2 separate regions of the Homo sapiens genome follow, and region 2 is linked to region 1. The links are chromatin contacts, found by Hi-C or POLR2A ChIA-PET in ENCODE. All regions are on one chromosome and are shown on one strand. Each heading gives the region's core, a stretch centred on a gene start or an enhancer-like site at or near the end of the contact. The rest is flanking DNA. Distances are from core to core; before and after follow the strand shown.

Region 1 (6,459 bases), core at 3,266-5,765:
TATGACTAAGTCCCAGAAAACAATGGCAACAAAAACAAAAATTGACAAGTGGGACCTACTAAAGAGCTTTGGCATGGCAAAAGAAACTATCGACAGAGTATATAGACAATTTACAGAATGGGAGAAATTATTTACAAACTATGCATCAGACAAAGGTCTAATATCTAGAATCTGTAAGGAACTTAATTCAACAGACAAAAAAGAAACAATCCCATTAAAACATGCAAAAGGAAATCAACGGACACTTCTCAAAAGAAGATATACACGTGGCCAACAAATATATGAAAAAAATGCTTATCATCACTAATCATTAGAGAAATGCAAATCAAAACTGCAATGAGATACCATCTCACACCAGTCAGAATGGACATTACTGAAAAGTCAAAAACAACAGATGCTGTTGAGGTTGTAGAGAAAAGGTAATGCTTATACACCGCTGGTGGGAATGTAAATTAGTTCAGCCACTATGGAAAGCAGTTTGGAGATTTTTCAAAGAACTCAAAACTACCATTCAACCCAGCAATCCCACTACTGGTTAAACACCCAAAGAAAAATAAATCGTCCTACTAAAAAGATGAACATGCACTGGTATGTTCACTGCAGCACTATTCACAACAGCAAAGACATGGAATCAACCAAGACACTCATCAATGATGGACTAGATAAAGAAAATGTGGTATATATATATACCATGAAATACCATGCAGCCATAGAAAAGAACCAAATCATGTCCTTTACAGCAACATGGATGCAGCTGGAGGCCATTATCCTAAGCAGATTAATGCAGGGACAGAAAAACCAAATACTGCACATTACCACTTGTAAGTAGGAACTAAACATTTAATACACATGGATACAAAGATGGAGACAATAGACACTGGAGACTGCTTAAGCGGGGAGAGTGGGAGTGGGGTGGGTTGGAAAGCTATTTATTGGGTACTACGCTCAATACCTGGGTGACAGGATCATTCATACACCAAACCTCAGCAACATACAATTTACCCATAACAAAACTGCACATGTACCCCCAGAACCTAAAATAAAAGTAGAAGAAGAAAAGAAAAGAATTTCAGGATGGCAACCACAGAATCTTTTTTAAAAAATTATTTTAAGTTCTGGGATACATGTGCAGGATGAGCAGGTTTGTTACATAGGTAAACGTGTGCCGTGGTAGTTTGCTGAACCTACCAACTCATCACCTAGGTATTAAGCCCCACATGCATTAGCTATTTATCCTGATGCCCTCCCTCCCCCCACCCCACCCCCCGACAGTGTGTGTTGTTCCCCTCCCTGTATCCATGTGTTCTCTTTGTTCAGCTCCCGCTTATGAGTGAGAACATGTGGTGTTTGGTTTTCTGTTCCTGTGTTAGTTTGCTGAGGATAATGGCTTCCAGCTTCATCCATGTCCCTGCAAAGGACATGATCTCATTCCTTTTTGTGGCTGCATAGTATGGTGTATATGTACCACATTTTCTTTATCTAGTCTATCATTGATGGGCATTAACCACAGAACATTTAAATCCCAAGTGTTAGGCCCATAAGAGTGTAGGGCTCTGTGTGAATACACTGTTTGAATGCCCATCAAGCTGACCCTGCCTGGATTAGATAGTAAAGTTATAGGACTGAATGAGTTCTATAGGGAAAGATGAGAAGAAAAGAGACCCAAGACCTGAAGCTAGAAAAGCAACAACTTTTACAGGATGGGCAGAGAAAGAATATCCTGGTGGCCAAAAGTTGTATTTAATCAGATGAATGAATGAGAAAATAATTGTTCTGCGATCCCTGACTTGAAAAAGCTTTGCAAATACAAATAACCTGGCTGTATATTAATATTTTATTTCACAAATTATTATTGTATGGATGATAATTCTTCAGGGTTAAATGTGTGGTTCTTACATAGGCCTATTATCCTATTTCTGAGGCATATATTGATTGCTCAACTGAAAAAAAATGCAGAAGAGAAGTGGTAGGAAATAAAATGGATTAGAGGAAAGAATGGAATTTACTAATAATAGAGTTCCCTTCTAGCAACAGTTACCTTTACATATAAGGCCAACAATGTTTCGCTGCAACATTTATCAAAGAAGAAAAATGTAAACTCTTAAAAATCTGTGAAGAATTCTAAATGACTAATTAAAACTTGTTGCAAAGTCAACTTCGATAATTTTTTAACTACAAAGTAACTTTGACCGAAGTCTTAGTCCATAAAAATGAGAACAAGGCCGGGCGCGGTGGCTCACGCCTGTAATCCCAGCACTTTGGGAGGCAGAGGCGGGCGGATCACGAGGTCGGGAGATCTAGACCATCCTGGCTAACACGGTGAAACCCCGTCCCTACTAAAAATACAAAAAATTAGCTGGGCGTGGTGGTGGGCGCCTGTAGTCCCAGCTACTCCGGAGGCTGAGGCAGGAGAATGGCGTGACCCTGGGAGGTGGAGCTTGCAGTGAGCCGAGATCTAGCCACTGCACTACAGCCTGGGTGACAGAGCGCGACTCTGTCTTAAAAAAAAAAAGAGAGAACATTTGGTTAAAGAACTATGGCAGGGAGTTGATGAGACTTTGAATTTTGAATTGGTGGGGGAAAAAGTGATCTGAAAAAAAAATGGATTGGGACATGTCTCTGGAGGTGGTTTATGAAGAGGCTATGAGCACTGATTCTGAAACAAGCTGTTGAGGTTTCAATCCTGGCTCCACTATTTATTCCCTGTGTGATTTTGGACAAGTTGCTCAAGTTGCCTCACACCTGAAGAAAAATGATAACACTTTCTAGGGTTGTTATGAGGGTTGAATGACTGGATGCTTATAAAACATGTAAAACTTTTCCTAGCACATAAAAAGTACTACACAAAAATTTGTTAAAAGAAAATTGTAAAAATTGATCATGTAACCAAAACACTTTTGAAGTTTCTACTTTTAGTGAGTTTCACAAGCTCAGGGGAGAGTGTTCAGTGAAAGGAAACAATCTCTTCTCATCTTTCTTCTCCCATCATTTTTTTCTCCTATCTTCAGAGTACTGTATTGTTGTCTCTTTATACTAAAAACAATTCTGTTTATTCAAAAAAAGTACCTCAAGAAGCAAGTATAGTGTTTCCCAGGTATTTTCTTAAAAGTAATTTCATCATGTCTTTTCATGTATATATTCATGTCTATTTTCCCACTTAAGATTGGTCCCAATGTTTTCTTTCTTTCAGAGAGAACATTAAAAATGTTAGGAAACTGAGGTGCAAGGATTGCTGGAGGCCAGGAGTTCGAAACCAGCCTGGGCAACATAGTGAGACACCCATCTCTACAAAAAAATTTAAGAATAAGCCCCACATGGTGGTGTGCTCCGCTTGTAGTTCTAGTTACTGAACTCCCACCTCGGCAACAGAGCGAGACCGTCTTAAAAAAAGTATGTGGAAGAAAAAACATGCACAGTAGATTTAGTGTTATTGTGATAACCCTAGCACTTCAGTGGAAAAAATATAAACAATTTCAATGAGTAGACAATAACACATATAACCAAGATTTCAAATATACCTTCTAGCCCTTTTGAGAAGTCAAAATTGAACAACCTGAATGTACCAGCTTTTTTGAAAAAAGTTTTGTAGACACGCGATCCCCAAAACCTGCCGTTCAAACAACTCCAAGGGTCTTTAAAGTACTAAATCCCTTTGTATTTGTCCTATCGGTCCCTTTGGTTTCCAGGAAAGCATTAAAAATAAAAATAAAAACTCTCTGCCTTAATTTTATTTCACGACTTTCTTTTCTCTTATTATAGCTTTCCACATTGCTTTAGAAGAGTTTACATCTAACTCTAGTGGTCTTCGGCTTCTTCTCCCTCTTTGACACAGAGGACTAGTTTCAATTGTACAAATAGGCTGGACGCTTCAGCGATTATCTTCCGACCACTCCCTGTGTGCTCGCGCGGGCGGAGTAGGGGGCGCTTCTCCACTCTCCGCGACCTCAATGTATGCGGAAATCCTCCTGCCTTTGTGCACACGTTTATTTAGAAAATTCTCTCCACCCCCACTCCCGTCCGTCCCGCCCCTTCTTCTTTTGCTTATTCTCTGAGTTTTGCCTCTCCTCCCACCCCGACTCCACCGTAATCTTAACCTACCCGTACAGATTCCACTTTCCCACTTCGGAGCTAGAGTAATTTAAGATCCCCCCATTATTAGCTCCACGTCGCCTTTAAAAGCCATTCAAACGAGTTCGCCTTCCAGGGTTCTGCAGTTGTGCTGCAGCAGCATTTCCCTCCTCTCCAGTATCAGACGTTAAAACAAAGCAAGCCACAGTGTGTGTCCACAGACGACCTTGGAACGAAAAGCTGCCCTGTTTGGGATCAATGCTCAGGGAACCCAGTCCACTCCCGCACTCACGTGTTCCCGCCTTGCCCTCCAGCTAGTTCCCCCGCGCGCAGGATCGCACTACTCCCTCTGCAGTCTCGCCTGCCGACTTCCTTCTGCGCGCCTCGTAAAACCGGGGAAGTTCAATCATTCCGCAGCGAGCCGCGGCGGCCGCACTGGGCATGCTCAGTCTCCGGGCTCCGCTCGGCAGGCGAGAGGCGTCCTCCGGCTCTGGGCTCCGGTCGGTGGGTGCCTCGGCTCGGCTTTCCCCGGCGCTGGCTGGGCTCAGCGGCCCCTGAGCCCAAGCGACACACGCCCCGCGGTCCCCGATCCGGCCCCTGGGAGAGCCGCGCCGTTCTGGAACCCGGGAGCCCCCAACTTCGCGCCAAGTTCGGAGCCGCCTTCTGAGGGAGACATGAAAAAGATGAGCAGGAATGTTTTGCTACAAATGGAGGAGGAGGAGGACGACGACGATGGGGATATCGGTGAGCGAGGGGTCCCCGCGTCCCCACCCGAGAGCCCGAGCCGACGCGGGAAGAAGTTCGGGGACTGCGCGGGGGCGCTGTGCTCTCCGCGGGGGAGGTTGGCCGAGACGCTCGGCCGCTCCGGGCAGGGGAGGAAGCCCGCTGTCCCCGGCTGCTTGCAGACTGAGGCCCCGGTGCGGCCCCTGCGGGGCTGAGGCGCGGGGCGCGTGGTGGCCCCGAGGACAGGCTCCTGACGGGCGGGGGATGCTGCCCCTGAAAAGCCTGGCAGCTGCGGGGACGCCTCTGCGTGCGGAAGTCTCCACTCAGAAGCAACTTTGGGGTCACTTCCCCGACTCGCAGAGTGCTAGGGTTGCCCAGGAGCCTCGGCACTGGGGCGAGCCCCCTGGGCGGGGTCCGGGGAGCAGGCCCGCATTTGGAGGACAGGGTGTGACCCATCTGAATCCTCGTTAAAGTAAAAGCCGACCGACGGCTCTGGGAGGTTTGAGGCCTGGCGGGGCGGCCCCGGGAAGTGATTTGTGGCCGCTAGGCGCGCGCTGGAAACCCTTTCCCATCTGCGGAGCCCACCGGAGCTGTGATCGGAGGAGGAATTCCCCCAGGCAGGGAGGACCGCAGGGCCTTTTTCACTCGTCCTGAGGGGCCCTGGGGCTTGGGGAGCAAACCTGGGGTGACCCATTTCTAGTTAGAGTTAAAAATGCATGGAAGTGACAAGACGAACGGAGGGAGAGCTGTTTTAAGAGCAAAAAAAGAAAAAAAGGGCAAACAAAAGGGATGAGAGGAGGTGAGGAAGGGGAAAGGAATGAGAGGACTAGAGAGAAAATCAGGTCCCTAAAGAGAACACTGTCGGGGGATGATGATATAATGTGTCCCTCCAGAAGACTCTAATTAAATTACCAAGCCAGTCTGTTGTGGCGACTCGGCTTAGTCTCCTGGATGCCAAATCAATTTTAAAGCAGAACATCCTGCTGATGTTCTAAAGCCCTGTTGTTATCTAATAACTTTAAAAGTAACTTAATTTTAGGAGTTGGGTGTGGTTTTTATTTCTGTTACATTTTGGGCACGGAATATTTCGATCAAAAAAATTTGGTAACTTCTTGGTTGTCCAGGGACAAATCGAATAGAGGAGATTACACTCCATGATTTAGTTTCACATTTCATTCATTCATTTAAGAACAATTTACTAGTTATTCATCTTTAAGGAGAGAGCAAATAGTAGTAGTTTTTATAGGAGAGAAAACTGAAGCGCACAGGTTGGTCTGCCCAGCTTCTCACACTTTCAAACCCAGGTTTTCTGACTTGTAAAACCAGTGAAGATTAATGCTCTTACCACTGGGTCACTCTGGCTGTTACTACTGTTTAGCAAGATTAAGTAGTACCTGATGATTACATAAAAATATAGGAGTGAAATTTAAAAAGTTACAATAAAATTGACACAGTCTGTTTCCCAGGAAAGTATTATTGTCTTTTATGGTGAGCTGCACTGTTTATAATGAGTATTGTAAGTAAATAAGGGCAGAAGCTCAAATGGAAACTGAAGTAAGCAAGAGGCTCTGAGCTTTGTTTTACTGTGCCAGCAGTAGATCTCAGTTTAGAAAGTAATTTGGTCTAGTCTGTGTTTACCTATTGAGGCATCGTATAAATTCATCTTAA
Region 2 (7,173 bases), core at 3,108-5,607, 2.6 Mb after region 1:
TTATTTTCCTGATGGCATAACAAATATTACAATTGCGTACTTTAGCTCCTGGATACACAACACAACAAGAGTGTGGAGATAAGAACATTAAAAACAAAAACAAAAACAAAGCACCTGCCCTTCTATTGGTCACAGAGCGTTGAGGAAACAAAACAAACACATAAAATACTTGAAAGCCTCTTGCAAAGCCAACTATTTAAAAAATCTCACTGTGTGATCTTGGCCAAGTCGCAACCACCCTGGGCCTCAGTTTTCTCATCTGTCAAATGAGGGGGCTGCTTTAGATCATCTATATTTATTTTTCTGAGTCTAAAGCAGTTTTCTGATTCTATTATTCCAAGCGCAAATGAGTGCGTCGCAAAGAGGGAAGACCGGAGCACATCGGGACAGAACACGGCCTCCATGAAGCTGGCAAGTGTCGGTCAAACTGGGTTTTGAAAGAGCCCAGAGATGTGAATCAGAGTGGGGAGAGAAGAGGGGGTGACATTCCAGGTAGGGAGAATGGCATGTGCAAGGGCGAGGCAAGGAAGCAGAGGGTGGCAAACAGATTAGCCAGGCTCAGGAATGAGGTTGGCAGGATTGGAGGGGCCTGGGGAGGAAGTCGGGAAAGGAAGAGTAGAAGGGGGCAGTCCCCAGGACTGAGTGGCTAAGATGTGAAAGTGGGGGAGGAATATGGGTGGGGAGAGACGCTCTCAGCCCCAGAGTTTGGTGCCAAAGCCTGTGGAGCCAAACTCCACCCAGGAGAGAGGGAAAGCAGGGTCCCCTTGCCAAGAGGCCCCACCCACCAGGGAAAGCCCTTCCCTCCCTACCCTCCTCTCCCAGCTTCACTCCCAACCCTGAGGTAAGCGAGGCCCCGCTTAGGCCAGAACCTTGTTCATGGCAGAAACACACAGATGGGCAGGTGCCACATCCTTCTATAACAATAATGCCAGCAGCAAAATAATAATAATGATAATGATAATGATAAAATAAACTACCCATCACCTGCTCTCTGATAAAACCCCTCAGCAGCAAAACCTCACGATGTACCCATTCCATTTACGAGAATATTTGCTCCCAAAAGCTGCAAGTGTTTTATAAGATTATCTAGTCTCTAGGATCCCCTAAACCTAACACTTTATCAAAACCACGTAGGCTGGGCGCAGTGGCTCATGCCTGTAATCCCAGCACTTTGGGAGGCCAAGGCAGGTGGATCATCTGAGGTCAGGAGTTTGAGACCAGCCTGGCCAGCATGGGGAAACCCCGTCTCTACTAAAAATACAAAAATTAGCCAGGTGTGGTGGCACATGCCGGTAATCTCAGTTACCCAGGAGGCTGAGGCAGGAGAATTGCTTGAACCCAGGAGGTCAAGGTTGTAGTGCACCACTGCACTCCAGCCTGGGCGACAGAGCAAGACTCTGACTCAAAAAATAAATAAGTAAATAAAAACCACTTGAAAGAACCTGTGAAAAAAAGATTCCTGAGTCCCATCCCCGACCCCATCAGACTCTTTGAGAAGGTTGGATAGTACCCAGGAACCTGCAGCACCACAGGTAATTCTAAGGTGTGGTTAAGTTTGGGACTCCCTGGTCTAATCCAAACCATTCCTTTTACAGATGAGGAAACGGAGGACATGAGGAGGACGTAAATTGCCAGAGATGACACGGTTAATCAGGGCCAGGGCAGGCAGAGAACTCAAGCCCCAGGGTTTCCAGGTCAGCGCTCCTTCCACAGCCTGGGCTGCCCAGCCCAGAGATGCCTGTGCCAGCAGAGATTATGGTCAGGGAGGCAGCCACTGGGCCATACTCTAATCATGAGTGAGAAGAAATTCGTCTGAGTTGCAAAATGCCTTTCTGCAGCCAGCTCACCATTACTTGCTCCACTGGGCCCCTGCAGGGATGCTGTGGTCCTCCCACTGGCAGGCTTCAGCTTCGGCCTTGCCATATGCCCCAACACAACCCTCCAGTTGCCCCAGGGGCTATATTGGCTGGTCAACAGGTTCCCACTTTACTACAAATCTCAATGCTTCTTCTTTGGAAGCACATACCTCTGACTCCAGAATCTCCAGGAGAGACCCCTGAGAAGGTCTTGGCCTGAAGACACTCACCTCTCTTTCCCCAGGAGTGTCTTTTAGGGTGAGTTTGGATTATGCACCTGTGAGTCAGGAGACTAGAGGCAGGAAAGAGAGCAATGAGCTGAGGGTGGCTAAGCTGGGAGGTGAGCGAGGGTGCCCTGGCTGAGACCTTGAAAAACTCCACCCATGATGATCACCATTATACTCCTCTTCATCAACACACATTTGTTGAGCATCTACTCTTTGCCAGGCACCGTGTCAGACTCTCAGGCACAGAGGCAAAAAAAAAAAAAAAAGCCACAGTGAGGAATTCATCACCTCCTGGGGAGCAGGATACAATCTAAGAACAGAACCTGGAGTGGAGAAAACGGTTGGATGAGGGACTCGAATAACATATGCTGCAAAGGAGAGGGAGGATTCAGAGTCACCAGAGTTCCAAGCTGGGAGACACCTAATGGATCCTGGGATCAATGTGGGTTGGGGCAATAGTTCTGCCCTCACCTGCTCTCCTTTGTGCTTGGGGTCTGAGGAAACCCAGAACAGTGATTCTAGAAATCTCTGCCTCAACAGATCCCTCACTCCAGCTTGGTCTAAATGGCTAGGGGTGGGAAGGCAGAGGAGGCAGAGACAATGTGCAGACATCTCCCTTGGGCAGGCCCTGAGTCCTGGGCTCCAGGGTTCCCTGCACTGAGCATTTTTTTTTTTTTTTAGACAGAGTTTGGCTCTTGTTGCCCAAGCTGGAGTGCAATGATGCAATCTCGGCTCACTGCAACTACTGCCTTCCGGGTTCAAGCGATTCTCCTGCCTCAGCCTCCCGAGTAGCTGGGATTACAGGCACACACCACCACACCTGGCTAATTTTTTTGTATTTTTAGTAGAAACAGGGTTTCACCATGTTAGCCAGGCTGGTCTTGAAGTCCTGACCTCAGGTGATCCACCTGTCTCGGCCTCCCAAAGTGCTGGGATTACAGGTGTGAGCCACCATGCCTGGCCCCCTGCACTGAGCTTTTAAGAGATCATTTAGGCCTGCGTGGTGGCTCACACCTGTAAACCCAGCATTTTGGGAGGCTGAAGTGGGCAGATTACCTGAGGTCAGGAGTTCAAGACCAGCCCGGCCAACATGGCAAAACCCCGTCTCTACTAAAAACACAAAAATTAGCCAGGCGTGGTGGCAGGCACCTGTAATCTCAGCTACTCCGGAGGCTGAGGCAGGAGAATTGCTTGAATCCAGAAGGCAGAGTTTGCAGTGAGCTGAGATCGTGCTACTGCATTCCAGCCCGGGTGACAGAGTGAGACTCCACCTCAAAACGAAAGAAAGAAAAAAAGAGATCATTTAAAAGTACCCAGAAGAATGGACAGAGTGAGGAGGTGTTGTACTGTGGTTAAGAGCAAGGATTTGGTGTCGAGCTGCTTGGGCTGGAGCTTGTTGCTTCCCCACTGCTTGACCTTACGTATATTATTTAACCTTGAGGAGTCTTGGTTTCCCATCTGCAGATTAGGGTATGAAGTGCCTGCTATATTAGGGTTTTGCGAGGACCGATGAGATTGGGACATGAAGTACTTAACTACAGTGCCTGGCACACATTGGGCTGTTAGGGACAGAGCTCCAATGCTCACATCAGTAATAGAAGAGAGACAGTGTCCTGTCTCTTCTGTCTCCCTAAGCCTGTTTTCCTCTATAATTTGAGGTCTCAAAGTGAGCACTGAGCTGATTTATGCAAATGAATCCAGTAGGGCCTATCGCCCAAGCTGACCTTTCTAGGGTATACAGGGTAGCTTGGCCAGGCTACAGAAATGGGAAAATAGGTGCAACCTTCCTGATCCTCCTGAAATCCTCAAGTGTTGTCTTGAAGTTGAGGGGAACCAGGACCAGGCTGCGGGGAGTACCACAGGGACTGCAGAAAGGGCCTGGCCTCCCCTCCCGAAACACTGCACATCTGGAGTGATCTGCCCATCTGGCTGTATCCCTGGGGCAATGGCCACAGCTGCTATTTGAGGGAGGAGACATCCAGCTCCTTAGCCAGGGCCTGGGGCCGGGGGGTGGGGGGGTGGTGGGTAGTGGGGGCTATAAATAAGAGGACCAGGGGGGCAAGGTTGACCTTTTGGGGCGGGGGGCAGGAGCTGGTGACTTCCCCCTCTTTGCTTGAGTCCAGAGCCAGAGTTTTAGCAAAACAGGAAGAGGCAGCAGCAGCTTCTGGGAAAGTGGGAGTGGCTCCCCTTCCCCCACTTGCCTGGGGCCTTCGGATCCCAGCCAGGACCTGGGAGAGGTGGAGTCATCTAGGCAAGGAGAGGGAGGGGCAGACCCACGCAGACTGGGCCCCAGCTTCAGTGCCCTCAAATGGCGCAGCCGGGGCACAGGAAAAGGAGAATGAGACAGAGAAGGGCAGCCCAATGGAGTATATCTGCCACCCCTCGTCCCCTCCTGTTCCCTTCTATAGGCATTAGAAATGGAGCTCAAAATGTGCCTGTGACCCAGGTAGTGTACATGGAAGTTCGAGGTCAAGTTGAGCACACCTCCATCTCTCATCCCCTCCCAGCCTGTGGTGAGCTAAGCCTAAGACAGAGTGCGTGGGAGGGAGGGCTCTAGACAGGAGGAAGGACACCTCTGGGCTTCTGGAAAGAGATCCAGGACCTGGCCCAGGTGGAGTGATAGAAAAATCTTCCAATGAACTATCAAGGTGAGGGGATCCAAAGGTCTGGGTGGTCCTGGGTGAGTGTTTTTCCAGAATAATGGGGCATCTACAGGGACAAGCTCAGGAGAGCTAAGCCTCAGTCCAGAGACCCTCATGAAGTCAAAGACTGAAGGAATTATCCAGGAAATGTTGCCTGGCTTTGCTTCGCCTGAGTGAGGCTGGCCACTGAGAATCTGTCCTTCAGTGTCTGTCTGGAGACATCTGGTTGGAGCTCTGGCTGGCCCACACCTGTAGTAGGGCCTGCACCTGTGTCTGTCATGTACTGCCCTTGTCTCCCGAGCCTGGAGCCCCACACTTCACCTGCTGGGAGGGTCTAGATAAGCGCTGTCCAATAGAAACGGAATGTGAGCCACATATGTAACTTATTTTCTATTAGCCACATCAAAAAAAGGAAAAATAAACAGGTGAAATTCATTTTAGTAGTATATTTATGTAACCTAATATAGTAAATCTAAAACATTATTTTGGTATGCAATCAAAATAAAAAATTACTAATGAAATCTTTTACATTTTTTTTCCATACTAAGTGTTTGAAAGCCAGTGTATATTTTATACTAACAGCACATTTCAATTCTGACTGGCCACATTTCAAGTGCTTAGTAGCCACATGTGGCCACTGGCTACTGTATGGACAGCACAAGTTTAGACTTATAGCTTTACCTCTTCTTCATCCCTTCCAGTCTCTTATTGGGGAAGAGGCTCAAGAGGTGAAGGAAAAAGCTGGTGAGGCCAGTGTTAAGGGTTAATTTGCTCTAGGAGGGTGACCACTCCCTTTGGGTTTCAAGCATCTATCTCTAGACCTGGATCCGTTTTAGTGTCCAGGCAGGCAAGGAAATTGAGGCATAGAGCAGCATCTTCCCTGACAACTGGCCTTCTCCTGCCCTTCCCAGTGCTCCTTCTCTGAGCAGAAGGTTGATAGAATCCGATTACCTCTTCAGGCGCATTAGCCTCCACCTTCCTCTTTCCTCTTCCAAAAGCGACTCCAAACCCAAAGGTATTTGAGTAGCTGAGTTAAGGAATATGGGAGGAGAAGCAAATTTGGAGGAAAATGCAGAATGGAGCTTTGCACAGGTGGAGTTTGAGGTGTTGGTGGGATGAGCAAGGGGGGTTGTTGAGTGGACAGTTGGTATCTGGAGCTCAGGGAAGAATTTGGAGGTCATCAGTGAGAGAGGAAATTGTAGGAATGAATGACACCACAAGAGCAGGGGAGAAGAGAGGAGAGAAGGGGAGGGCAGGGAAGATGGCTAAATACAGAAACCTGAGAAAACAAAGACTTCAGATGGGCGAGGAGTGGAAGCTGGAGCAGGCCGGGAGCAGTCACAGATTTCAATGAAGCAAGAGGAAGTGCATCGGAATCCCAAGTGGGAGAGAATATCAAGAAGGAGAGACTCGCACACGGTTGCAGTTGACAATGCTTTAAAATCATTTTTTTGTTGTTGTTTGTTTTTGTTTGAGATGAAGTCTTGCTCTGTGGCCCAGGCTGGAGTGCAATGGCATGATCAGGGCTCACTGCAACCTCCGACTCCCAGGTTCAAGTGATTCTCCTGCCTCAGCCTCCCGAGTAGCTGGGACTACAGGCACCCGCCACCAAGCCCGGCTAATTTCTATATTTTTAGTAGAGACAGGGTTTCACCATGTTGGCCAGGCTGGTCTGACCTCAGGCAATCTGCCTGCCTCGGCCTCCCAAAGTGCTGGGATTACAGGTATGAGCCACCGCACCCGGCCCTAAAATCATTCTTATAAAGAGAGCTCACACAAACTGTTAAGAAGCACTAGAACAGTGGAGACTAAAGTTCAAAGCCCAGAAACAGACTCTCCTGGTACAGAGGAAACACAACTCACAAGCAGAGGTAGGGGTATGTTCAACCTGATCGTCCTCAAAGTAATGCCAATTAAAATGAGACAAAGGTAGGTGCCTTTTTGAAACATTAGCGAGAGCTCGGTGAAGTGTGTGTGCTGTCGGTAATGGCGTAACCTCTTTTGAAATCAGTTTGGCAATATATAGTAAGAGCTATAATGTGCTGTTACCCTTTGGCTCAATAACCCCACCCAGTGTATCCTAAACTAGATTTCTATAGTCAAAATTGGGGGAGGAGGAGCGGAGTATGTGCCTAATGATGTCCCCCATCACACTGCCTATAATATAGAAAATTAGAGACAATTTGAACACTTATGATTGGAAAATTGTGGAGGTAAATTATGATACTATATTTCCACTTAATAGAAAACTATGAAGCTGTTAGGAAGATGTTTATATGCAACACAGCATCACAAGAGAATAGAGATTGGTACATACCCCATGATTGCAACTGTATTAAAAAACATATAGGCATGGAGGAGAAGGTGAAGAGGAAATATGTGTCATAGGTAATGATTATGTAGGGTGGAATGGGTATATATGGTTTTGGTCTCATTTAATGAGTCTTA

The links. Hi-C counts contacts between places; a loop is a spot of excess contacts on that map. ChIA-PET counts read pairs that join two places held with the same protein, here RNA polymerase II (POLR2A). Pooled maps may share reads with other maps.
Region 2: a pooled map shows a loop between it and region 1 (5-fold over the local background). The contact joins the promoter of LINC02354 here to the promoter of ANO6 in region 1. A Hi-C loop is called at or near these places in 1 of 50 pooled maps. POLR2A ChIA-PET finds 5 or more read pairs at or near these places in 3 of 52 experiments (A673, Caco-2 and GM10248).

Annotation. Positions count from the first base shown.
Region 1 is chr12:45,211,580-45,218,038 of GRCh38, forward strand. ANO6 (anoctamin 6) reads left to right here and starts at 4,516. Exons shown (of 20, transcript NM_001025356.3): 1 at 4,516-4,812. The coding sequence starts at 4,743. It also overlaps the pseudogene PLEKHA8P1. RefSeq lists enhancers at 4,282-4,381, 5,392-5,521 and a silencer at 4,842-5,151.
Region 2 is chr12:47,824,800-47,831,972 of GRCh38, forward strand. It overlaps LINC02354 (long intergenic non-protein coding RNA 2354), which reads left to right and starts at 4,358. Exons shown (of 3, transcript XR_007063292.1): 1 at 4,358-4,731. RefSeq lists an enhancer at 3,317-3,496.